Linked DNA regions of Homo sapiens: all the other regions are linked to region 6. Evidence: chromatin contacts called from ENCODE Hi-C or POLR2A ChIA-PET data. All regions are on one chromosome and are shown on one strand. Each heading gives the region's core, a stretch centred on a gene start or an enhancer-like site at or near the end of the contact. The rest is flanking DNA. Distances are from core to core; before and after follow the strand shown. Region 1 holds the start of MAP1A (microtubule associated protein 1A). Region 2 holds the start of SHF (Src homology 2 domain containing F). Region 3 holds the start of TP53BP1 (tumor protein p53 binding protein 1). Region 4 holds the start of SORD (sorbitol dehydrogenase). Region 5 overlaps SHF (Src homology 2 domain containing F). Region 6 holds the start of GOLM2 (golgi membrane protein 2).

Region 1 (4,192 bases), core at 80-2,579, 770 kb after region 6:
CATAAGGTCCTGTTCCTCACTCTATCCCTGGGAGTGGTTCTGACTTGAAATTACATGGTTTATATCCTGTGCCTCTCTTTTTCAGGCCTGGGAGAAAGCCGTTTCTTCTGCTCCCCTGGCTCTCTCACTGAAGGGAACTGACTCGTTTTTTCCTTTTTCTTTAGAGAGGACCATCTTGTGAGGCAGGGACACACAGTGCTCAGCCAGTGCTGGAGTTGCGGGGGGGGGTGGGCTGCGGTGCAGAGGCTGAGCAGGCAGGAGGGCAGGTGTCTCCGCAGTGAGGCAGAAGGGGAGGGGGACCGTTTGGGCAGCTGCAGTTTGCCGCAGTGTGTGAGTGTGCGCGCTGAGCTCCGGCTCCAGCTCCGCCCCCACCCCCCACCCCAGCATGACAAGTCATTTTCTTGGCTGCTTCTGCATGGGGGGTGGGGATGGGGGGATGCAGAGAGAGAGAAGAAACTGGCTCCTCTGTTCAAGAGCCCCCATCTTGGGAAGAGAAGCAGAGATGAGGTGGGGGTAGGGCTGAGACTGGGAACCTGTGGGGTTGACACGACTGGAAATGCAGGGCAGCCGCTGGGGAGGGAGTTCTCCGTCTCCAGAGTGGCCTCGGCAGGGCCAGAAAGGGGGGTTTAGAGTCCCATTCTAAAGCTAGCCGCAGGGAATAGGGTGGGGGAGCCCACTGCAAACCGGTTGGTCTGTAAGGAGGCGCGTGCCACGTCTTAGTGACCCTTTCCTCCCTTCTTTTCCATAGTGTCCCCCACCTTCCCTTACTTGGCAAAAACTCACTGCCCTGCTCACCCCCAGCATAGGAGCAGCTGAGCAATCCAGCAGCTGACACCCAGGGGCCCTCCTATTAGGCACATTCCCATAACATCCCCCTTTCTCTCAGATTCTTCTGCCTCTGACCAGAAACATAGCCCCCAAACTCCTCCAGCATCCTGGGCTGTCAGGCAGAGCCAGTGGCACCACCCTCTGCTGCTGTCCCAGGCTGATTTCTCCCATCCCCGCCCAGCTGGAGAGGTGGACTGTCACAGCCCCTGGTGGCCTCTGGTTCTGGGTCCAGGCTGGGCCCACAGCCAGTAACGTTCATCTTCTCTCTCCATTTCCCCATCCTGCCTACTGCCACTGGGCTAGTTCTAGATGTGCCAGATTAGGTACCAGCACCCTTTCCATGACCCCCATCCCACCTCCCTATCACAGTGTACCCCCACATGCCAAGCCCTTTGGTTCGGTTCTTACCCTGGGGTGTAGGAGGAAGCCTCTCATGGAGGCGGCAGCTCCGGCCTCAGCCGGCAGCTTCAGGGAAGAGTCTGCAGCACTTAGGGTGGGAGTGGGGCGGGCGGTGGGGGGGGGAGGGGGGTGCTTGATGAGGAGGGCGGCGCCAGGGCGGGGAAGAGGGGCTGGTCCGTGACGAGGCACTGGAGACTTAACTGTTTCTTTGCCTTCACGACGTCTGAGCTCCAGTGCTTTTGCTTGGCTCTGTGGGGCTGAGGGATTGTCTAGCAGCTCAAGGAGCCTCTGCAATGTCCTATGGCCCATAGGACCTTTCTCTCCCAACCCTGCTTAGTTAGGAAATATTCTTTTGGCATCAGCCAAAAGACCAAAGCCCCATGCTAGGGCACAGAGCGAGGCTATAGGAGGCATGGGCTGCGTGGGCTCTCCCCCTTCTCTTAGAAACCATCTGCTGCCTCTCTCCTCAGATGGATCCAGGGAGTGACCTTCAGTCCCTGGAGGAGCAGGAGACAAAGGCTGGGGGCCCAAAAGCATGGGGTAGGTGTGGGGAACTGCTTAAGACAAAGGTTGGGGATGCAGAGATGTGCTGCCTTCTTCTGAACCTCAGCACTACAGAAACCAAGGAGGGCAGAAATAAGTCTTATTTTAGGGTTAGAGGGTAGTTTGAAATTCCGGAGTGGACACATGGTCCCTAGCCTGTTGGGGTGGGGCACAGGGACCCTGAGAGCTACATGAAGTTTCATGGGAATGCAGCATAACACAGTAACCACACAGGCACTGATTCTTGGGATTCTTGAGTCATTGGATATGAAGAGACAAGTCCCTGAAGGGACAGGGAGCTTTCTGCCTTACAGTGAAGGAGTTAACAAGGACCAAGAAGGATCACCAGGGCCTCCGGCCCAAGCAAGGTTGTAGGCCAATTATTAAATGTAACAGAAGTACTCTTTAGATTAAAAAAACCCTATAATGACTTTGTAGGGTGATTGGGTTCTTGCTCTCTCCTTGTCTCTTTGCTGTTTCTATATTATATTATTTGGATCTTTCTAATGTTGATCCTGTTTCCCTTAGTCTCTACCTCCATCTCAGATTTAGTAAAGCGCTCTAGGACTCAAAGGAAGAATCTGGAGAGTGGTAGCACTTCCTTCCAACCCGAGGATGCTCATGCTCTTACATAGTCCTTCCCTGCCCTCTTCCCATCCACCCTCCCCAGTTTGGCCAGCTCCTAAGGCCTTCCTCACAATCACAGCCACCCACTCACACCCAAACACTAGCCCCACCCTTGCCCCAGGCTGCCAAGAGTTACTTTTGAAGGTCAGAGAAGCCAAAATAGTCTGTGCTCTCAGCATCCCCCATCCCCCCTTAATTGCAGCCAGAGGAGAGGAGGAGCTGAGTCACTAGTACTCTTGGGGGTTGAGGGGACAAAAGGGGAGCAATCCTTGCTTAGATCCGGGGATGCAAATCTGCGACAATGGCAACAACCCCGTTTGGGTAGAAGCGGCCATCTGCAGAGATACACAGGGAAAACCAGGCTGAGTTCTGAGCATCACAAAAGGGAAATACCCCTCTTCTGCAACTTCATCGTTCTTATTTCCTCCCACCTCAAGCCTTCTATCTCCTCCCTGCTTTCTAGGGCTTTCTGGAGTGTGTTAGGAGGGAAACTTAAGTAGACATTTAGTTTACGAACAAAATAACATTTCCCAGACCAATACAGAGCCCACCCATATTCTCAGCTGCCACCCCCAAGGGCCACACCCTGGGCATGGTGCCAACTCACAGTGGAGTTTTCCTTCAGCCTTCACCCTCTGAACAGCTACCCACCACAACCAACTCTCCACCTGCTGTATTCCTAGGCTCTGCTGCAATGAAATGGTGAGATGCCAAAGAAGAAAGAGAGGCTTGAGCTGAGCTACAAAGTAAGATATGAAACCCTGGATTTGAGACTTGATCCACCATTTTACTAATCATGCTGCTAAACAAGAGACTTAACCTCTCTCAGAGCCTACTTCATAAACTATGAAATGAGTATAATATTAGTACCATCCTCCGATAATGCTGTGAGGTTTGAATTGTATAAAAGATGAAAAAAAAGCTTCTTCATTCCTAGACTTCCAAATCTGCAATGTACAAATGCCACTGGAAGTCTTTCTCCCTTTTGTGGAAGATTTCTGAGAGGTCATCTAGGTGATCAAGGAAATCATAAATCAGGATCTCAGACCAGATCAACTCTGGAGTACTCTTAGCTCCCAGGTAAACCCAGAACTAAAGATGCCTGCAGTATGAGATTTGAAGTCCTATTCATGTCCTTGCTTTCCCATTTCAGACAGCAATGCAGACCCCGGTTCCAGGGGTTAATGAGCTGCTGTATTAATTCAGGGTAACTGTTGTATTGGTAGAAGTAATAGAGCTATCACTTCCTAAGTCCGTCAGTGGAAATGGAGAGTCAGACCGAAGGCCTCCAGACTGGTCCCTCAGCCTGTATTTTTATTTATTTATTTATTGAGATGGAGTCTAGCTCTGTCGCCCAGGCTGGACTGCAATGTCATGATCTCAGCTCACTGCAACCTCTGTCTCCTGGGTTCAAGCAATTCTCCTGCCTCCCGAGTAGCTGGGATTACAGGTGTGCACCACCACCCTCGGCTAATTTTTGTATTTTTAGTAGAAGAGGGTTTCAACATGTTGTCCAGGCTGGTCTCAAACTCCTAACCTCAAGTGATCCACCCACCTCGGCCTCCCAAAGTGCTGGGATTACAGGCATAAGCCACCATGCCCGGCCCTGTGTTTTTTAGAGTCTTAGAATATTAGTTATGAATTATAAGCCCCCTTCTATTTCCTATAGGTATCCAATAGTAAAAGAATCAGAGAGTTATTGAAACTCAGTTTTCCACTGTCCTAATTGTTTCTGAATTTGTATTAGAATGCTCGGAAGATCCAGATTTTTTGTAGGGGTTAGAAAGTCACCACT
Region 2 (4,384 bases), core at 1,075-3,574, 900 kb before region 6:
GCTTCGTTTTGCACCATTAGTCAATTTAACTGCACATTTTAAAAATATGCACGTTATTTTCTCTATTATACTTCATAAAACCAAGTTCAACATCAGATTCTCCAGTATCTCCTACAGTCCAGCTACTCAACATGTGGTCTGGGACCAGCAGTATCTGTATCACCTGGGACCCCACCCCAGCTAGACCTAGAGAGTCAGAATCTGTAACTTACCAAGATCCCCAGGAGATTAGTGTCCACATTAAAGTTTGAGAAGCACTGTCCTAAATACAAGCAGCACTGGCTTGATCAGAAGCACTGTCCTAAATACAAGCAGCACTGTCTGACCAGTGGCACAATCATAGCTCGCTGCAGCCTTGAACTTCTGGGCTCAAGCAATTCTCCCACCTCAACCTCCCAGGTACCTGGGACTACAAGCATGAGCCACCTCGCCCAACTAGAATTTGCACAAAGCAGGAACTCAACAAATATTTTGAGACTCGGGGCCCTGGGAATCCCAGGAGATTCACAGTTTTGCCATTACATCCTTCTTTACACCCCCCGCTTTGAACTCCTTTCCTTTGGGGCCTCTTGGCTTTTTGCGCCCTCAAAAGGCAGATATGGCCAGGTGCCGTTGGCTCACACCTGTAATCCCAGCATTTTGGAAGGCCGAGGTGGGGAATCACTTGAGGTCAGGAGTTCGAGACCAGCCTAGCCAACACGGTGAAACTCCATCTCTACTAAAAATACAAAAAATTAACCAGGTGTGGTGGCGCACGCTTGTAATCCCAGCTACTAGGGAGGCTGAGCTGGGAGCATTGCTTGAACCCGGGAGGTGGAGGTTGCTGTAAGCTGAAATCGTGCCACTGTACTCCAGCGACGGAGTGAGACTCCGTCTCAAAAAAAAAAAAAAAAAAAAAAAGGCAGACATGAACCTAGGAGTGCGGAGACACTGAGGCAGTGGGGGAAAGGGGGTGGGGTAAAGTGAGGTGAGACAGCTGCTTTCCCAGCAGAGCCAAGAGCAAATGTGTTGGTGTTGGCTTCAGGCCTACATTTATGGTGAGGAACTGGCTTTATTTCTTTCCTTTTCTTTTTTCTTTTTCTTTTTTTTTTTTTTTTGAGACGGAGTCTCACTCTGTCGCCCTGGCTGGAGTGCAGTCGCGCAATCTCAGCTCAATGCAACCTCTGCCTCCTGGGTTCAAGCGATTCTCCTGCCTCAGCCTCCCGAGTAGCTGGGACTACAGGTGCCCGCCACCACACCCGACTAATTTTTTTGTATTTTTGGTAGAGACGGGGTTTCACCGTGTTAGCCAGGATGGTCTCGATCTCCTGACCTCGTGATCCTCCCGTTTCGGCCTCCCAAAGTGCTGGGATTACAGGCGTGAGCCACCGCGCCCAGCCGGAACTGGCTTTATTTCTAAGACAAAAATGCCTAGCACTTGAGCATCTGAGCCTCAAGAGGATAAGGAGTTTGTGATAGACAACACTGGGACTGTTTCTAGACTTGATTTATTGACTTGTCTGTTTCCATTCTGTTACTAATCTGATTGACAATGAAGCCCGGGATGTGGCTGGAAGGGATTTCTGCGTGCGTGCGCATGCTATCGTCAGGGCCATGTGGGCCCGTTTGGAGCAGGTGCTCCCGTGGGTGGGGGATGTTTGAGCGAGGGCTGTTTGCGTGTGAGAAGGGCGTGTGTGAAAACGACACGGGAGAAGTGGGCGTCTCTAGGGAGTTGTTTGTATGTGATGTGAGATGTGTTTGCCTGGATCGGGAAGTAACGTAGGTTCGGGTATGTGCAGTGCGTACGGTTGGATGGGAGGAGGTTGTGGGGCTCCCAAGGTAGCACGGGAGGAGGAGGCTTACAGACACATCTTACAGAACCTAGCCCCTTTTCTTGCCCGCCTAGATTTTCCTCCTAGATTATAGTTTCCCAGTTGCGAGATCCTGGGAGAGGGAAGAGGAGAGGCGTAAGGCTCCCTAGAGTCAGGAGTCTGGGGGCTCCCCTCTTTGCGTCTCGCACGAGCTGGGAGCTGGGGAAAAGAACAGATGGGGATGGATGCGCTCCCCACAGGGGACCGCGTGGCGACACGTAAAGGATTCAACCTCAGTCCAGTAGTCGCATCCTCTGCCCCAGGGCTGCCCACTTCACTTCTTGCCTGTGCATACCGGCTGGAAGCCCGCGTACACTCTTCCGAGCTACGGGAGGAGGAAGACCCTGTTAGGGAGCGGAGCCCCGCCTCTCCCTTGTTACTGAAGCGCCCCGCCCCCTCCCCGCCCGGCGGAGCCCCGCCCCCCTCCCCACCCCCGCCCCCGCCCCCCACCCGCCGCTGCGCTCCCCTCGCTCAGTCTGGCTGGCCCCATGTTACTGAGCGGAGCTCCTCCGGCTGGCTCCCGCCCGGGGCCGCGAACGCAGGGGAGCGCTGGGGGCGGCCCGGGGGGGTCCCGCCGGGGCGCCGGGGGTGCGGGAGCCGGCCCAGGAGGGGGCGGCAGCGGCGGAGTAGCCAAGTGGCTCCGGGAGCACCTGGGCTTCCGCGGGGGGGGCGGCGGCGGAGGGGGCAGCAAGCCGGCGCCCCCCGAGCCCGACTACCGCCCCCCTGCGCCCTCTCCGGCCGCGCCCCCCGCGCCGCCCCCGGACATCCTGGCCGCCTACAGGCTGCAGCGGGAGCGCGACTTCGAAGACCCCTACTCCGGGGGGTCGTCCGGCTCCGCCGCCCTCGCCACCCCTGTCGCCCCCGGACCCACGCCGCCCCCGCGCCACGGCTCTCCCCCACACCGCCTTATTCGGGTCGAGACCCCGGGGCCCCCGGCGCCGCCTGCTGATGAGCGGATCTCCGGACCCCCCGCCAGCAGCGATAGGGTGAGTGCCGCGCCGGGCCGGGATGGCCAGGAGGGAAGGCGGTCAGGGGTCTGGAGGCTGCGAGAGGGACAAAGGTGGCCTGGCCCGGGCCCCTCGGTGTCTCAGCTTCTGGCAGACGCGAGCCCCTGACCCCGGGGTTCCGAGCCTTCACCCACCTTTGTTCAGATTCTCAACCGACTAATCTGAGACGGAAGCCCCAAACTCTGCCCCTCTGCCCTATCCTTTGTAATGGCCCCAGAACTGGTGACCCTCCCCCTCCCGGGCTGGCTCTCCACTTCGTAGCCCCCTCTAGCCTGATCCATGAGCCTTTTGCTAACGGGAATTGAGGCGCACCTCCCAACCCCCACTGGTTGATGGCCTTTCTGCCCCTCTGGAAGCAGCGGCTCAGTGCCCTTTGATCTCTGACCCTTCCCCCTGGGCATAGCCAGCACAAAGCTCTTCCCTCCTGTTGCCTCTTTGCTTCCTCCTCCTCTTCCTCCTCCTGTTTCTCCAGCCTAAGCATCCTTGCAGGTGCTGAAGCCCCAGAAAGGAGGTGAAGACGGGTTTCTCCTTGCGGACACAGCACGAGCTGGCCTTTGCCCTATAGGCTGTTGTTCTCAGGAGGCGAAGACAGGCAGCTTACAGCTCTTGCCAAGGGGGCTTCGTGGGGTCCAGGCCCACTCCTCCCTCCTTCCCTCGTCCTCTCAGGTATGAGGATAGTCAGTGCTCAGGACCTGTTGCCCACATGGGGCTAAGCAGCTGAGCCCATTCCTCCTCTCCTCCTGGCCTCCCTCTCCCCCTGGTCCATTCTGAGGGAGGCTGGAGCTTTTCCTGGGTCTGCAGGCACCAGGATAGGGAGGAGAACAGGAAATCCACCATGCCTCAGGGCCCTGCCCTGATTCGGGTTGGCCTTATCCCTCCCTGGCAGAGTGAGAGCTGAAAGCCATCCCAGGCCCCTAAATTCTGTGATGATGACTCTGTGGGCTGCCTTGGCTCTGCTGTCCTTCTTCACTCACCCCGAGAGCTCAGTTCTGGGGCCTGCCCCCTTCTCCTCAGCAGAGAAGAACATTTTTATTTGATTGGAGTGCAAAGTTGCTTTCCGAATCCGTTGGCTCCAGGATTGAGGCTTTTTAGCTGAGAGAGCGCCGTTCCGCCAGATTTCCTGGATGAGAGAGATCTGTCAGGGTCAGAGCAGAAGCCTCAGGAATGCAAATTATTTTTCCCCTAGTTTTTGCCATGGGGCATGGCTGCCCATCCTGGGCCAGGATACTTATTCTGCAGAGGAAGGTTCAAGGGCACTTCTCCAAGGCTGTGCTCGTCTGCTTCTTGTCCCCTGCTATTGTGTGATGTGATGGAGGTAGTGACAGTGAGACAGAGGAGAGGGATAGGCCCTGTTCTTCCCACTGACCAGTCAGTCTCCTCCTCTCTAACCACTGCCTGTTTGGCACAGGCAACATGGGCCTGAGCTGTCTTTGGCCCTTCTCCTCTCTACAGTGGCTTGGATGCCCTAACAGGCTGCCCACCAAGCCATGGGCTCCTCCAGGACACAGACCATGTCTTCTTGTGTCT
Region 3 (4,057 bases), core at 350-2,849, 800 kb after region 6:
CTCATAACAGGACCTGGTTGGTTGTGCCCTCTCAAATAGAGCAGATGAACTCACTTTGTCCAGCTAGTGTAGTTAGTATTGCTCTAACCTGGTCTTTAAGTATTAGATTTGTTTAGTCACTGGTGTTCTGCAGCTTTAGGAGTGGAGTATGAAAAGAGTCAATTATAAATGATTTTAAGATTAAGAAGTGAGATGCATCTCTGTGTGGTCCATTTCATTTTAGCTCCACTAATAAAACATACTGGCGACCATAATTATATTCCAGTTATAGCAGTAATAGATTCTAGATTTTTCAGGACAGTTTCAAGGAGTCAGTCCTTTTGTTCCCATAAGTAACGTGTATTCAGACAACATGCTTTGAATTTGGTTTGGAAAATAGGATCACTGTAATTTATAGCAGCAGTGAGAAGACTGGTAGGAAGCTCCACTTCAGCTTTGCCTATATCACGTGCTGAATTGGGCATTTACAGAAATGGAGAATCATGGTTGGGCTGTGCCGAAATAAATCTGAGCCTGGGGTAGAAAGAGAAAACTGCCTCATATTGAATGCCTACTATGTATATGTTTGGCACTGTGCTAGGTGCTTTCCCTATTGACAGCTGCTCTGGCTAGAATTCTATCCTGGATCCAACTGCCACTTAAATAATATACCCCCACCCCTCAACAACAACAACAACAAAACAAACACATATGCCACATGGGGCTTAGTTCATTAAGACTCGTCACAGCTGCCACACCCTCTTTAAGACCCTGGCACCATAATTAGGATAATAGAATCTCTGGGTTTGGAAGTATCTTTGAGGTCATCTAGTTAGAAGGGGTGGCAGCTGTTCTCTTTACCATGGAGTTTGAGAATGACAGTGCTCAATTCTCTCAATGGGAGGTGCAAAATATGTCTGGGGCTGTAGTCTCTGCAGGCAATCCCATAAAAGATAAGGCAACGATAAACAAGTGTGAAGCTTGAAATACGTCCTAGGCGGAAAAGGGCAATGGGAAGAAATATGGCTTACTGGAGCCCTTATACAATGTAAAAACAAACAAATACTAAAAACGCCCTGGCAGAGATGTAATGTCAGGCCCTTGGATTCAGGGTAGAGGCCCACAAAAGGGATCCTGATTGACACAGGTTAACCCTGTGTCAAAGAAGAAAGAGTCTCTTCTGTTGGGTTCACCAGCTCTGAAGTACCTAGCCATCCTCAAGCCGCTTCTTCTTTGCCCTGTTATGAGAAAGCTGGGAAACTCTCTCCTTTTCCAGGAAAGAGGGTGAGGGACGGGGATTAAGGGGCGTGAACGAGAAAAAGCAGGTAGAGGTACTGAAATGTCTGAGTAGTGGTAAATGCAATCGTCCTGGAAGCAGGGGAAGGTATTTCACGCCCTCTCAAGGTCCCTTCGGTTCAAGGATACCGTCATTCTCCGGCTCTACTAAAGGGGAGGGCCTGCAACGTCCATGCTGCCATGGAAACGCGCCGCCGTGTTCCTTTTTCTTACGTGGGGCAGGGCACTCTGCCGCAGCTACCTATCATCCACGGGATTTCTTGAGTGGCGGGCGGCGGCAGCGAATGGACGATCCGATATTGTGTGACGTGACGGGAAAGGGGGAGTTCGCGGCCGGTGGCGGCGGTGGCGACAGCGGCGACCTAGGGATCGATCTGGAGGGACTTGGGGAGCGTGCAGAGACCTCTAGCTCGAGCGCGAGGGACCTCCCGCCGGGATGCCTGGTACTGTTTGGAGAGAAATGGGAGTGCAGTGGGCTCTGAAGGCCTGGATTTCGGGTCTGAAGGGATGGCTGACCGGAGGGGGCGGGGTGGCAAGCATGGCGGCGGTGACGGGGAAGGGGTTGGAGGGCCCTAAGGAGGGGGTGGGGAAACGTTAGCTAAGAAGGCTTGGTGGTCGTGAGGAAAGCTGAAAGGCTGTGGGGCCTCTGGCGAACAGATTTTAGAAAACATTCTTTTGGGGGGAGGTAGAGGCGCCAGAAGGACGTGGCGGGGGGGATGGAAAAAGGGGCGGGGAGAGAAGAGGTTAGGAAGGAGGGGAAAGGGTGTCTACGAGAAGGTGATGAAAAATAGGGAGGGATAGTCAGGCTTATTGTAAATAACGAGGAATGGTGACTTGGTAGGCATGATAGGAAAGTGCTTGCAGCAATTATAAATATAATATTCTAATTGGAGGAGTCCTGAAGTGGTCCCGTTTCCCAGCTCTTGTACTTCCGCCCCATTATTTAGGTTTAGACTGCGTGAGCAAGGCTAGTAGGTTACACGGAACTGATCTTTTGTTATTCCATTCCAGGGGAGCAGATGGACCCTACTGGAAGTCAGTTGGATTCAGATTTCTCTCAGCAAGATACTCCTTGCCTGATAATTGAAGATTCTCAGCCTGAAAGCCAGGTTCTAGAGGATGATTCTGGTTCTCACTTCAGTATGCTATCTCGACACCTTCCTAATCTCCAGACGCACAAAGAAAATCCTGTGTTGGTGAGTGATACCTTGTTTGAAGAAGATTGAGCAGATTTTTTTTTTTAAACCGAAAACCAGCAAACATAAGTATTTAGAAGATCATTACCTTCTCAATAAAGTTGATTGGAAAAATTGTTCACAAATAGTAGGTTTCATTTTGAACTATTTCATATATAATGGGGATATTTTGTATGTGTATTTTCTAGGATGTTGTGTCCAATCCTGAACAAACAGCTGGAGAAGAACGAGGAGACGGTAATAGTGGGTTCAATGAACATTTGAAAGAAAACAAGGTTGCAGGTGAGGTGTTTAAAGCTATCTGTCCCCTTTGCATTTTTTGGGTGCTCTTGTTGGTGCTGGGTGGATTTAAACTTTATGTGGTTGTGTCGAATGTATGTAAGGAAGCCTACTGTGGTATCTGCGTAGTAGTCACTCAAAAGTTGATGTGCTAGTGTCACTGATTAGATTGGTATTGTCTGTATTCCTGATTTTGTATTAAGGTTTGTTGGTAAATGTCTTTCATGCTAATATCCAGTTATTTTTTTCAGACCCTGTGGATTCTTCTAACTTGGACACATGTGGTTCCATCAGTCAGGTCATTGAGCAGTTACCTCAGCCAAACAGGACAAGCAGGTATACAGTGTTTGAAGGGGTTTATTTAAATGTATTATCAGATTTGTTCTTTTATCTGTACCTGTTGCCTCATCCCAAGGATAAAAGGATTAATCTCTTTCTTGTGGATTAGGAAATGGGACTTGAGGGTTGTATTAGATAGTATTGTAATAGTACTGATAGCTGGAAACTGTTTTGTGAAGGTAATAATTTTTATACCTACATTATTCAAATCATGATCTGTCTTGTGCATGTGAAACAAAATAAGCATTCCTCCTAGTAGAAAAAAATTATTAAAAAGTATTTAGGGGCCAGGCATGGTGGCTCATGCCTGTAATCCCAGCGCTTTGAGAGGCTGAGGCGGATGGATCACTTGAGGTCAGGAGTTTGAGACCAGCCTGGCCAACATGGTGAAACCCCATCTCTACTAAAAACAGAAAAATTAGCTGGGCCTGGTGGTGCGTGCCTGTAATCCCAGCTATTCAGGAGGCTGAGGCAGGAGAGTTGCTTGAACCTGGGAGGCGGAGGTTGCAGTGAGCTGAGATTGTACCAGTGTACTTTATCTAGCCTGAGTGACAGAGTGAGACTCCGTCTCAGCAAAAAAAAAAAAAAAATTTAGGAGTATTATCAGAACTATTAGGCATGTTTTCCATCTATCAACTGAAGTACCCCACCAGTTTTAGATCTAGAATGTTTAATTCTTACCCTAAACAAGATTCAATTGTTACCATGTCTTTTGCATATCTTTATAATACCCATTTTTTGAGTTCATGCTCTGTGTTAGGTCCTGTATTGGACGTTTGGCATATAGTATAATGTTATTTAATCCTATTCTTAAAGCAGCTGTACGATGAAGACATTACATTACTTCCATTGTATAGACGGGAAAATTGATGGACAAAGAAATTAGATAACTTGCTTTAGAGTACATTGCTAGTAAGTGGCAGAGCTGGCTTTGAACCTGGTCCTAATGACTCTAATGCCTCCTCTTT
Region 4 (4,284 bases), core at 1,404-3,903, 730 kb before region 6:
TGCTCCTCAGTCATCGTGACAACCAAGCCTCCCTGACACATTTCCAAATGTCTCCTGGGTGGCGGGGCAGTGCAGTACTGCTCAGTAGAGGAGCAAAGGACTCCTGAGTTTACATTTCCACCCCTGATAGTATCCCTGCACTCCAGACCCCTGCACCCAAGGAAATTTCTCAAAGGCACCTTGTGTCCTGTCCCAGAGACATCTTTTTTTTTTTTTTTTTTTTGACATAGTTTTGCTGTCATTCAGGCTGGAGTGCAGTGGTACGATCTCAGTTCATTGCAATCTCTGACTCCCAGACTCAAGCGATTCTCAGCTTCCCAAGTAGCTGGGATTACAGGCATGTGGCACCACACCCAGCTAATTTTTGTATTTATAGTAGAGACAGTTTCACCGTGTTGGCCAGGTTGGTCTCAAACTCCAGACCTCAAGCGATCTGCCTACCTTGGCCTTTCAAAGTGCTGGGATTACAGGCATCAGCCACCACACCTGGCCTCCAGAGACATCTTAAACTCAACTTTTCAAACCTGATCTCATCATTTTAATCTACTCTGACTAGTAAATGACGCTACCACTTCCCATTCTCAAACTGAGCCTAGGTGTTTTCCTAAATCCTCCTCTGAACTCTTTTACCCAGCTAGTGTTCCAGCACACAACCAAAGGTGAAATTCTCTAGCCCATCATATTTTCTAGATACTTCAGGTTACAGCCACCCCAACCTAGCCCCTAATCCAGTCAGAGAGTGGGTTCTAATGCAAAGCTGATGAGATCAAGGTTAGTTCGCTGCTGCTCTAATCTTCAAAGCTTTGTCTACGGAACCATAGTAGAGGTAGTCTGCCTGAGCAGTGGAAGACCATGAGTTTGAGGTAAGATGAAGGAGAACTTAACTGTGTTTCTGCACCTTAGGTGCATGACTTTTAAGCAGGCTCTGAGCAGATAGAGGGCCAAGGGCCCCTCCCTGTGGCGTCTTTTCTCTCTGAGGCCTCCATCAAAGCCCTCGGGCTCTGTCATAATTGTTGACTTTATCTGTCTGCCTCCCTCAGTAAACTTGGGAGCAGGGGCTGTGTCCTCCTTTCTGGGCCCTCAGCCCAGTGCCTGGCACATGGCAGGCACCCTTTCATGAGTGAATGTTTGTGGAATGAAGTACTGAGTTGGAAATCACTCTGCAAGCTGGGTAGAGCTGGACCACTTTCCCTTACTCATAATACCATCTGGCATTTGCAACAGTAAACACTAACAGCCTCACTTTAATTCAGGACCTTGGGTGGAGGCTCCAAAGAGTGGAATGAGCACTAGAATGGGGAGTCTGAACATCTGAGTCCTTGTCGTGGCTCTGTTAACTAACAAAACCTATCACCTTGGGTATGGTACTTTCTTCAACTGAGGAGATGGAGAGTCAGCTGGGACAAGGGTTCTATAGAGGGGCTTAGAGCGGCTTAAAGGGAGTCCTTGAGCAGTCTGAAATTGTTGCCAAACTCAGTCTATTTGCATTCTGTGGAGGGGACACCACAGATTCTTAAATAGTCAAGAACTGCTAACCTGGATAAGCTTCTGAATTACTGCAGTTTACATACTGACGCATGTACTTTGAGGGAAAAGAGGTACAGGGGAGCAGCAGAGATGGCTGGCACTCATCCCACATACCCACTGCCATCCCAGGCCCATCTGAGAGGGACTTTGTCAAGGGAGGCTTGGCATGACTAGGCTGCTGACTCAGCCACTTCCTAAACTTTGGTGCCACAAGCCAGGGAGCAAAAGGCAGGGTCTAAGGCAGAGGACACACATACAGAATGCTCCTAAAGGGACAGAGGCACGGGATTGGAAAGAAAAACTGCTGGAAAGTGAACCAGACAGGGTCTTAGGGAGAGAAGGATCCTTACAGACAAGGGAGCTATCAAGATCCACAAGTCTGGCACAGGCAAGGGGAACAGCAGGGGTTCTGGAGATGGAGGCCTAGACTGGAAGGAAAGGAGAAGGAGCTGGCACTTCCTGAGCACGTACTAAGTGCTGAGTACTCTTGTGATCATCATAATCCTGCAAGGGAGGTTTATCAGTCCCAAGCAAGGGAGTTAAATACAAGTTCTGCTGTTTCTAAGTGTCCTCTGGCCCCCCTTTCTCTGCTCTGCACGGTCTGCCCCGATAATTCAGACAGCCTTAGCATTTCCTTTGGAAAGGTCAATGACAAGAGGCTGGACTATGAATCTGCAGCTGGCAAAGGAGAGAGAAAGCTTCATTCAAACAGTTTGCAACCGTCCTGGGCACCGGCCACGTGCCAGCCACGGGGCTAGGTTCCGGGAGGCACACGACTAGATCCCTGCCCTTCGCAACAGCCACTACCTGCTGCCCCCACACCCCGAGGGGAACCAGCTGGGATCTGGGCAGCCAGGGCGCTTAAGGTGCGGGGCCGGCGCCAGGCTGGAAGTGGGAAGCCAGGACTATGGCTGGGCTCAGAGGAGAGTGAGGCAGGATCGGTATGCTTCCCACCCTCCTTCCCAGCTTACCAGGCGCAAGTCCCCCGGTCCGTGCACCACCAGGGAAAGGTTGTTGGGCTTGGCCGCCGCCGCCATGGAGCTCTTTTGGCTCTGGAGTGCGGCCTGGAAGGCGCGGGACGTTTGGTCGCTCTGGTGGCGCTACCCAGCCGAGGGTCCAGGGCACTGGATGGAAGGTGGGGCCTGGGAGAAGCGCCGCACGCAGGGGCGGGACTAGGCTTCCTCCTTTGTGCCAGCCTGGGCGGCGCTAGCGTGGAGGGGCGGGGCTTCCCAGCCTCCTCCAGACCCGGAGGCGGGGCGGGGCTTCGGGAGGGGGCTGGGAGCGAGAAGCCCGGGTGCTGGCTCCATCTGCAGCGCGCTGTTTTTTTTGTTTGTTTGTTTGTTTGTCGCCGAGGCTGGAGTACAGTGGTGCGATCCCGGCTCACTGCAAGCTCTGCCTCCCGGGTTCAAGCCATTCTCCTGCCTCAGCCTCCCGAATAGCTGGGACTACAGGCGCCCACCACCACGTATTTTTGTTTAGTAGAGACGGGGTTTCACCGTGTTAGCCAGGATGGTCTCGATATCCTGACCTCGTGATCCACCCGCCTCCGCCTCCCAAAGTGCTGGGATTACAGGCGTGAGCCACCGCGCCGGCCCTGCAGCGCGCTGTTTTTGCCGCCTCACATGCAAGCACACACGGCTGCCTTGAAAACCGCCTGCAGAGGCAGTAGGCACCAGACCAGCGCTCTCAAACGTTAGCTGCAGAAGAATTGGGGTGGGGAATGTGAGGCGCTGTTGAGAATGCACATTCTCAGGACCAGCACAGAGATTCTGATACAGTAGGTCTAGGTCTGAGGTGCTGCCTGAGGGTCCATATTCCTAGCAACGAGAATGCTGAGGCTGTGGGTGGAGCACGGTGTGCACTTTGCGAGACAGGTGCTACCATGACGCAGCGTCCACGTCGGCCCTTTGTCTCCAGCCCCCAGGAAAGGGCCTGGCACGAGTAGGAGTAAATGAATTCGTGCATCATTACATGGGCCTGGTGCTTAAGTATAAAAAAGACATGAGGCCGGGCGCAGTGGCTCTTGCCTGTAATCCCAGCACTTTGGGAAGCCGAGGCAGGTGGATCACCTGAGGTCAGGAGTTCGAGACCAGCCTGACCAATATGGTGAAAACCCCGTCTCTACTAAAAATACAAAAATTAGCCGGGCATGGTGGCATGCGCCTTAATCTCAGCTACTCGGGAGGCTGAGACAGGAGAATAGCTTGAACCTGGGAAGCAGAGGTTGCAGTGAGCTGAGATCATGCCATTCAACACCAGCCTGGGCAACAAGAGTGAAAATCTGTCTTTAAAAAAAAAAAAGCCATGAAATGGAATTTGTGAACCTCTTTCTCTCAACTGGATCTGCTGCTTCTATTCAAAGCAGAGTTTCTGCCCAAACTCTTCCTTCAAGCCTCTCAGCCCTCTGAGAAACAGTGAGGTTTTACTCTCTGAGGAGAGAGGCGCTTCTAGATAGGCCTAAGTCTATAAGGCCCCTCCCTCCTTTGAGGATAATGCTCAGGATTTCATTCCCTTACAGTCCCCCCTCCCCAATATGTAACCGCCCAATGGATTCACCTTGCCTGCTGCCTAGACAAAACTAATTTATCAAGACAGGGGAACTGCAATAGGGAAAGAGTTCATGCAGAACCAGCTATGCAGGAGACTGGAATTTCATTATTGCTCAAATCCGGCTCCCCAAGCATTCGAGCATACGGGGACTCAGAGTTTTTAAGGATAGTTTGATGGGTGGGGAAAGGCCAGTGAGTCAGGAGTGCT
Region 5 (3,810 bases), core at 825-3,324, 880 kb before region 6:
CCTTGAGCCTGACAGGGGACACTGCCTCCCCTCTCCACCACCCACAGGGGCTGTTTGCCTCAGGCCCTTGGCTCCTTTCCCCAAGGGCCTGTGCTGTCAGCCCTAGTTATCTCAGACCTACAGATGGCCCCGGCCACCCTGCACCCTGACTCCCAGCCCTGGGGCCTCAGGCCTTTTCCTAGCAGTCTGCTAGGCTCCTGAGGACTCCATGCCTGGGGAGGCAGAGGGATAGAGTTTGGGGCCTCCGTTTTTCCTCCCATCTGTCACCTCCCTTCAGCCTCCCCACTCTGATTTCTCGCTTGTGGGCCTGGTGAAATGGGTCCGGGCAGAGCCTTGTACCCAGTCAGGGGAGGCAAGTGATAAGGATTGCCAGCCTCACTTCTCCGGGGGGTGGACCTCAGGATGGAGGCAGCTCCCTCACTGGTTCTGCTTTCCACACTAACCTCTAAGCCCCGTCCTTGTCCCCAAGTAGGCTCTGGCCAGCAGTATATAACACTTAGGCTTCAGGGCTCCCCAAAACATTCCTCACCCCTTGCCTGTGCTTGAGTTTCAGACCTGAGGCCTGACAGACCAAGCCTGTGGTGGTTTAGACAAAGGTTCTTGGAGGTCTCACTCCCATGCCCTCTCATGGGCCGAGGGTCCCTGGACATTTAGGAGCTAGCCAGAGCTCTGAGCAGTGGGGTCCTTGTCTTGAGGGCGGGGCCAGGCACTAATGCTGATTTCCTGGCTGTGGCAGGGAGATGGCAGAGGCAGGAGCATGTCTCCTCTGAGCAAGGGAGTGAAGTCATTGTAGGCTGAAGGGCCGGATAAATGAGCTAGGGGCTTGGTCCAAGACCCAGAAAGCAAGAGAGTGAAGGGATATCCCCAGGAGGAGGCAGCTGAGCACTCCCAGATTTTGGGGGGTCTTCCAGATCAGCTTCCCCCTTCCCCCTAGTCATTAGAAGGGAGAGCCCCAATGAAGACTAGCTTGGTTGTCACATCTGTCCACCCTCCTGCCAAGGGCATATGTGGTTCCACATGAGTCACCAGGAGCCCCTCACGGGTGTCCTACCAAAGAGCTCAAGAAAGGTGAGGTTAAACTGGCCCTGGCCACAGAGGCTGGAGGGCCGGGGTGCCTGGACCCCAGGGTTGGCCAGCAGGGGTCGGGGGAGGTGCTGGTCGCTCAGTTTCCACCTGCACACACCCTGTATGCTCCCTATACACACATTCTTGGCACAACCAGTGGCCTTACCACAAAGCCAATGCCCAGTGCTACCTACTTACACCACCACCACCCCTGCTTTCTGGACTGACCTCCACCTCCCCTAATCACCTGTCATTCTCAGCTGGCTTCGGAACCACCACATTTGCTGTAGGGTTGGGGAGGGTTACTGGGTGGATGGATGAGGGGGCTGAGGAGAGCCCCCACTCACCAAAGTCTCCTCTCCTCTTCCCAGGAGCAGCCAGGGATTCATGCACATGAAGCTGTCCCGAACCAAGGAACACAAATATGTGCTGGGCCAGAACAGCCCGCCCTTCAGCAGCGTCCCTGAAATTGTGCACCACTATGCCAGCCGCAAGCTACCCATTAAGGGAGCCGAACACATGTCCCTGCTCTACCCTGTGGCCATCCGGACTCTTTAGATGTGAAGCCAGGGCACTGTGATAGACCTGTACCCAGCCCTGTGCCCATCACCTGGCTGAGGGCTGTGGCTCTTGCCAGGGACGTGATCTTTCAAACCTTTCTTCTCCTGGGATCCAGTAGAAGCTGGAGATTCCTTAATTTATTCTAAAGGGAAAGGGCTCCTGGGGCCTTGGAGTAAGGGGTTGTCTGGAGCTGGGGAAAGAGGAATCCCTGGAGAGAAAGGATAGCCCCTGGAGGAAGGGGGTTCCAGAGCTACTGGGATGGTAGGGAGTTTCAGACTGGCAGCTCCGGCTCCTTTCCGACCTTAGGGCAGAGGTGGTGACCTCCACCACCACCACCCTCTCCCCACTGGGTCCGTGCGAGGTAGTGCAGAATTCGGCCCCTTGGGGCGCCTTACCACCTCTCTGCCTCCGTCCCCGACTTCCACCCCAGACCGTCGGAGGGCTCCGCCCAGAGTCTGGTAAGAGGTTTGGGGAAGACAGGCCCCTGGGAAGCAGCCGGCTTTGGGGGGTGGGGAGAGAAGGGGAGGGGCTCGGGCAGAGGGAACTGTGCAGTCCCCAGGCCGCCCCGGCTCCGGGCCAGAGGCAATAAATAAACCCGATCCTGCCGGGCACAGCCGCGCCCGCGCCTCCGGCGCCGTCCCCGGGCTGACGGGGGAGGGAGCGGAGAAGCGAGCGCAGATTCTGCGTATAAATCAGCTCTGGAGCAGACACAGCCCGGCTGTGAAAAGCACTTTCGAAGCATCAAGTTCCTTTCTTTGACGAGATGTCAAAACATCCCCGCCGCCCCCGCCCCGGCTGGGGGCACCCGAGGCCCGCTGGCCGCGCGGCGCCCCCTCCCCGCGGCGCGCGGCTTCCCCCGAGCGCGTCCAATTTCCTGCCAACAGCCATTTGTCTGGGAGGAGGGGAGGCGCGGAGAGACAAAGAGGCAGCGCGCCAGGCCGGGGAGCGGGGCGGCCTGCCACGCGGAAGCCGCGCGCCGGCGGAGGCGGGAAGGCTGGCGGGACGGGCCGCGGGGGCCGCGCTTGTCTCCTTGGCCGAGGAACTGAGGGCCTGCAGCGCCTCCCTCGCGCCCTAACGGAAGGGTTTGTCCCGGGCAGACCCTCGGGCGTGGCCGGCCTGCGAGCCCCTAACCACCGGCCCGCGGCCTAGGCCGCACCCCGACCGGCGCCCACCGCTGGAACCCGCCCAGGCCTCTGGGCGGGCCCGGGGAGGCCCACTGGGTCGCCAGGCGGAGCGGCTCTCAGGCTGCCCCAGGCCCGCCCCACCCCGCGGGCAGGCTGGTCAGGACCCCTCGACATGCTGGACAGGCACCTTCGGGGGACCGCTGAGCCAAAGGGCCGTCTGAGGGCCTCTTCCAGAACCTAAACGTGCAACCTCCAAAGTGTGCTGTGAATCACAGTACTTGAGAGTTTCTAAACCAGTGGCTATTTTCTCGAAATTGAGGATATGTGGTATGCAGGCGTTTTGTGGAAGCAATAGGAAGGATCACTTAAAATTGGGCACTCTCTTGCCGGGCGCGGTGGCTCACGCCTGTAATCCCAGCACTTTGGGAGGCCGAGGCGGGCAGATCACCTCAGGTCGGGAGTTCGAGACCAGCCTAACCAACATGGAGAAATACCGTCTCTACTAAAAATACAAAATTAGCCGGGCGTGGTGGTGCGTGCCTGTAATCCCAGCTACTCGGGAGGCTGAGGCAGGAGAAATCGCTTGAACCCGGGAGACAGGTTGCGGTGAGCCAAGATCGTGCCATTGCACTCCAGCGTAGGCAACAAGAGCGAAACTCTGTCTCAAAAAAAAAAAGGGGCGCACTCAGAGAAATTCCCTCAGAGGGTTGTCCTGTCTTTAAGTCGACTTGGAGAGCATCCAGCCATTTTGCAGATGAGAAAACAGGCCCAGAGAGGTTGGGTGATGTGTTCATTTGTCTCCTGCTATCATCTCACTGCCTGGAAGAGCCATGTAGGCACAGGTGCCCAACTCTCCCTTTGCTCAGAGAAGGGCTGGGAGTGACTGAGGTCCTGGTAACAAGCCAGGCGGCTCTGGCTCCCTATAGACTCCAGCTGAGTCTGCCCCCGACCCCGTTCTCTTCCCCAGCCAACCTCCTCCAGAAGCTTCCACACCCTCTGTTTCTGCCCCTCCTGAGCAGGCTCACCAGGCCTCACACTAGTGGCTGACAGGCCCTCTGTC
Region 6 (3,905 bases), core at 1,306-3,805:
GGCAAGGTGGTGCACACCTGCAGTCCCAGCTACTCAGAGGCTGAAGCAGGAGGATCACTTGAGCTCAGGATTTCAATGCTATAGTGCATCATGCCTGTGTAACAGCTACTGCACTCCAGCCTGGGCAACACAATGAGACCCTGTCTCTTTAAAAAAAAAAAAAAAAAAAGAGGCTGGGCATGGTGGCTCACACCTGTAATCCCAGCACTTTGGGAGGCTGAGGCGGGCGGATCACCTGAGGTTGGTAGTTCAAGACCAGCCTGACCAACATTGAGAAACCCCTTCTCTACTAAAAATACAAAATTAGCCAGGCGTGGTGGTGCATGCCTGTAATCCCAGCTACTCAGGAGGCTGAAGCAGGAGAATTGCTTGAACCCCGGGGGGGCGGAGGTTGCAGTGAGCTGAGATCACGCCATTGCACTCCTGCCTGGGCAACAAAAACAAAACTCCGTCTCAAAAAACAACAACAACAACAACAACGACAACAACAAAAAGTCCAATGGATGAAAGAATGGAATCAAGAGTATTAATTACAACAAGAGACTTTCCTTTGAGACCAGAGAGAAGAATGTGAATTGTAATGCTCAACCATGCCAAGTAGGAAGACCTTACTTTAATACTCCAAACTTTCATGGATTTCTACCTACTCTGCCCGAGAGTTTTTCAGTCTTTAGAGTTAAGCATGCAGCGCACATATAAATGTACTGATTCCTTGACCCTATCATAGCATGTCTATGTTATGGTGAAGAGGAGGGGGTTATAGGGAAGCACTTAGCTGAGGGCCTTAATCTTCATGAAATAAGAAAGCCAGGTAGAGGCTGTCAACAGGAAAGTTAGAAGCTCACAGACAGTTTAATTCATAATGACTTACCCTTAAGTGATTTTGATATGCAAAGTAAAACTTGTAATTATAATGGGCATTTACACACAAAAATGTGAAGATTACCAAAGAAGTGTATAGAAAGGCATCTACTATCCTGCCCAGAAATTTTCATAACTCTACTATACCTACAGAAGTTGCTAAGTCATAAACTATTAATATAGTTACCAATGAGCTAATGAAAACAAGGATTATTTAGTAGCAAGTATGATTACAGTTCAATTTTAAACTTTTTATATTTAAAACTTTGTATAGTTTTCCATCTGCATAAAACACCAACCCTAATAGCAACTTAGCTATACAAAATTTCATTCTATTTTCTTTCAATGAAGACACTGACATGACATTCCACTGCTTAAAATTTATTTTCAGATTCTAATCTTTTGGCTGATTTCATTAACAATTCAAATTGAGTAGATAATGATGGATCAACTATGTCCAAGACACAAGTGTGTCTCACATATAGCTCGAGGGCCCATCTATCATAACATTTTGATCACAAAAAGGCAGTCATAGCTGATTATTTAGTTATTCAATACATCACCCTATAGAGATTTTAAAAGTCACACAGCTTAAAAAATATATGATGACTACCATAAGTAGAGGAGTCAGAGGCGGCTTCGTTCTTTAAATAACGAAATTAATATTGATCAGTGTGCACGGAATAAAAATGAGACAATAACCACACCAAACCTGGCAGTCGCCAGATTTGTGTGTCTTTGAAGGTAAGGGGGCCACACAGGCCAGATGATTACTACTGCCAACTCACCAGCTGAGCTTAGAGAATAGGCAGCATCTGCACACAGTCCACTCTTGAGAACCAGAATTTACAGTCATTTTTTTCTGGCAGGGACCAGAGAACGTGGCACTGATAAACTGGGAAAAGTCTGACAGAAACAGGGTTGTTGGGGGTGAAAGGAGCCTTCAGGACTGAAATACTGGAAGGCATAAGACAACAGCTAGCGGATTAACATCCCGCCCCAGACCCCGGGGAGAAAAGAAACCATGGGGTTTGAAGAGAAAAGGGTCGTCCTTACCTTGTCATCCTCGCATCTCTTCCCGAGGCCCTCTCTGGCCTGCAGCCGGCTGCTGAGGCGGCCGTAGTCGGCCTCCTTCTGGTCGATCTGTTTCTTGTGCGTGTCCACCAACAGCAAGAGGTCCGAATTGCGCTTTTCCAGCCGCCCGCGGGCCACTTCGGTGCGCTGGACCTGGCCCTGCAGCTCGGCCACCTCCTCCTGAAGCAGGACGTGGCGGGAGGAGATGCTCCAGTAGTTGAAGGCGAGGACGACGATCACCACCAGCAGCACCACCAGCACGAGAGAGGGCAGGCGGCCAGCCCGCCGGTTGGCCCCGAAACCCACCATGGGGCCAAATCGGGCTGTACCCTAGGGGCCTCGCCGCAGACACCTGCAGGCAGAAGCCCAGGCCTCGGCTGGAGTTGCCCGGCGGACACGGCCCCAGGGCCGGCCGAGGGAGGAGGCGGGCTTACCGGTCGGCTGCGAGCCGGAGAAGGGGGCGGGGCCGCAAGCCGCAGGTCCCTCCCCGCCCCCCTCCTCAAATCAGGCCAAAACGCGTTCCGGAGGCTTTGAACCCGACCCTGCACCTGCCCAAGGGAACCGGGAGAACCCAGCTGCCAGCGTCCCCCAAACCCAACACCTCACGGTTGGGAGGCGGGGAAAAAAACCGGAAAGGGGCGGATGTACCCTGGCCCCACCCACTAGCTGGGGCCGGGTCGTCTAGGGGACCATTTCCGAGTTTCCGTCGACACCCCTCTTGTCGCGAGAACGTTGCTTCCTCTCGTCTCTCTCTCTCTCTCTCTCTCTCTCTCTCTCTCTCTCTCTCTCTCTCTCTCTCTCTCGCTCTCTCGCTCTCTCGCTCTCTCGCTCTCTCGCTCTCTCTCGCTCGCTCTCTTTCTCTCTCTCTCTCTCTCTCTCTCTCTCTCTCTCTCTCTCTCTCTCGCTCTCTCTCTCTCTCGCTCGCTCGCTCTCTTTCTCTCTCCCCGCCCAGAGTTTTCTCTGTCGCGTAGGGTGTTGTGTTAATTTTGGCGGTCTCAGATGTCTCAGGTACCTGGGTCGGAGTCCTTTCTGTTGTTATCTACTGGATTCCCTTGATTCAAGGCCTAGGGAGTTCCTGCCCTACACTGGCCCTCGCGAAAATATTTGTCTTTGAGGACGTCTGGGGCTGCGACCGCGGAATAGAAAAAAATAGTAGGTGAGCTGCTGCCAAAAAGGAGCGACTAGAAAGGTTTTGTACTTGCTTCTGTAGAAGGGGAATTTCTCTTTTGTGCTAATGATGTGGAAAGAAAAAACAAAAAGACTGTAAAATAGCGATGCCCTAAACATAATGGAGAAAAGCGGGAGAAACCAAGCTTTAGGACTGAAAGGGGTGGTGCCAGTCTCGTTTCCTAGGTTACTGCTTTCACGAACCGAAAGAATTTCAGAATGTGGCGAGCTCCAATTTTTAAACGCACTGCTGCTTTTGCCTCAGCTGGGCTTCCAAACAGAAAGTCCAGAAGCTGCCCTCGATGAATCGTAACTAATGCACTGTTACTGCCAGCGAACACATTCCGGGTTAGAAATAATAGCTCTAACAAATTGTTTTGCGCGCCTAGTCTCATATTATCTTCTCAACAACGCAATTTTACAGATGAAGAATCCAAGACACATAGATGTTTGGGAACTTTCTCTTATCTGGTTTTAAATAGGCTTGAATCCAGATCATTGAACTCTAAACACCAGTGCTGTCTGCATATAGCAGATTGTTTATATGTTAAGTGTGAATTTCAGTAGTGCAAAAAAAAAAACAAAACCTGCCTCTTTTTTTTTTTTGCATAATTATTTTGTCCGTGCATAGAGAAATAAAAAGGTACTGGCTCTAACCTGTTTAAGGAGAGGATGGGGTTGCCTTATTTTTCAGACCTCAGGTTGAAGAACTTCCATGAGTATAAAACCTCAAGAAGGAAAAACCTTGGTATTTTTTATTCGAATCAGAGTGATATGATTTTGAGGCAGGAAGACTTGTCATC

Evidence for each region. A loop is a pair of places that touch in the nucleus more often than their neighbours do. ChIA-PET counts read pairs that join two places held with the same protein, here RNA polymerase II (POLR2A). Pooled maps may share reads with other maps.
Region 1: a loop to region 6 is called in a pooled map, with 4 times the contacts of the local background. The contact joins the promoter of MAP1A here to the promoter of GOLM2 in region 6. A Hi-C loop is called at or near these places in 2 of 168 maps with a recorded cell type or tissue (B cell and CD8-positive, alpha-beta T cell) and 8 of 50 pooled maps. POLR2A ChIA-PET finds 5 or more read pairs at or near these places in 2 of 52 experiments (CD4-positive, alpha-beta T cell and CD8-positive, alpha-beta memory T cell).
Region 2: a loop to region 6 is called in a map of CD4-positive, alpha-beta T cell, with 5 times the contacts of the local background. The contact joins the promoter of SHF here to the promoter of GOLM2 in region 6. A Hi-C loop is called at or near these places in 2 of 168 maps with a recorded cell type or tissue (CD4-positive, alpha-beta T cell and naive thymus-derived CD4-positive, alpha-beta T cell), 2 of 37 single-sample maps with no recorded cell type and 9 of 50 pooled maps. POLR2A ChIA-PET finds 5 or more read pairs at or near these places in 3 of 52 experiments (PC-9, activated CD4-positive, alpha-beta T cell and naive thymus-derived CD8-positive, alpha-beta T cell).
Region 3: a map of CD8-positive, alpha-beta T cell shows a loop between it and region 6 (13-fold over the local background). The contact joins the promoter of TP53BP1 here to the promoter of GOLM2 in region 6. A Hi-C loop is called at or near these places in 1 of 168 maps with a recorded cell type or tissue (CD8-positive, alpha-beta T cell) and 7 of 50 pooled maps. POLR2A ChIA-PET finds 5 or more read pairs at or near these places in 2 of 52 experiments (HEK293T and OCI-LY7).
Region 4: a map of CD8-positive, alpha-beta T cell shows a loop between it and region 6 (8-fold over the local background). The contact joins the promoter of SORD here to the promoter of GOLM2 in region 6. A Hi-C loop is called at or near these places in 1 of 168 maps with a recorded cell type or tissue (CD8-positive, alpha-beta T cell) and 9 of 50 pooled maps. POLR2A ChIA-PET finds 5 or more read pairs at or near these places in 1 of 52 experiments (endothelial cell of umbilical vein).
Region 5: a loop to region 6 is called in a pooled map, with 9 times the contacts of the local background. The contact joins the enhancer-like site here to the promoter of GOLM2 in region 6. A Hi-C loop is called at or near these places in 7 of 50 pooled maps. POLR2A ChIA-PET finds 5 or more read pairs at or near these places in 2 of 52 experiments (PC-9 and activated CD4-positive, alpha-beta T cell).

What each region holds. Positions count from the first base shown.
Region 1 is chr15:43,514,745-43,518,936 of GRCh38, reverse strand. MAP1A (microtubule associated protein 1A) reads right to left here and starts at 1,329. Exons shown (of 6, transcript NM_002373.6): 1 at 1,237-1,329. RefSeq lists an enhancer at 211-854.
Region 2 is chr15:45,185,906-45,190,289 of GRCh38, reverse strand. It overlaps SHF (Src homology 2 domain containing F), which reads left to right and starts at 2,324. Exons shown (of 7, transcript NM_001394037.1): 1 at 2,324-2,836. The coding sequence starts at 2,339. It overlaps LOC124903481 (a long non-coding RNA gene), which reads right to left. Exons shown (of 2, transcript XR_007064608.1): 1 at 3,832-4,384; 2 at 1,472-2,175. RefSeq lists a silencer at 2,380-2,429 and an enhancer at 3,344-3,896.
Region 3 is chr15:43,490,698-43,494,754 of GRCh38, reverse strand. It overlaps TP53BP1 (tumor protein p53 binding protein 1), which reads left to right and starts at 1,599. Exons shown (of 28, transcript NM_001141980.3): 1 at 1,599-1,718; 2 at 2,287-2,471; 3 at 2,660-2,753; 4 at 3,002-3,086. The coding sequence starts at 1,712. RefSeq lists enhancers at 1,158-1,864, 1,865-2,573.
Region 4 is chr15:45,021,564-45,025,847 of GRCh38, reverse strand. SORD (sorbitol dehydrogenase) reads right to left here and starts at 2,653. Exons shown (of 9, transcript NM_003104.6): 1 at 2,499-2,653. The coding sequence starts at 2,564. RefSeq lists silencers at 1-140, 2,704-2,873 and an enhancer at 1,284-1,934.
Region 5 is chr15:45,165,760-45,169,569 of GRCh38, reverse strand. SHF (Src homology 2 domain containing F) reads left to right here. Exons shown (of 7, transcript NM_001394037.1): 7 at 1,437-2,356. The coding sequence ends at 1,623. Among named protein-coding and RNA genes, the nearest start is that of SHF, 20 kb to the left of the region's middle. RefSeq lists enhancers at 1-598, 1,356-1,857, 1,849-1,938 and a silencer at 2,139-2,938. Within about 2 kb of position 2,074, at least 36 of the 41 ENCODE cell types and tissues checked have a DNase peak (open chromatin) inside an H3K27ac peak, as active enhancers do.
Region 6 is chr15:44,287,369-44,291,273 of GRCh38, reverse strand. GOLM2 (golgi membrane protein 2) reads right to left here and starts at 2,555. Exons shown (of 10, transcript NM_138423.4): 1 at 1,918-2,555. The coding sequence starts at 2,244. RefSeq lists a silencer at 2,279-2,638 and enhancers at 2,449-2,743, 3,139-3,208, 2,590-3,496.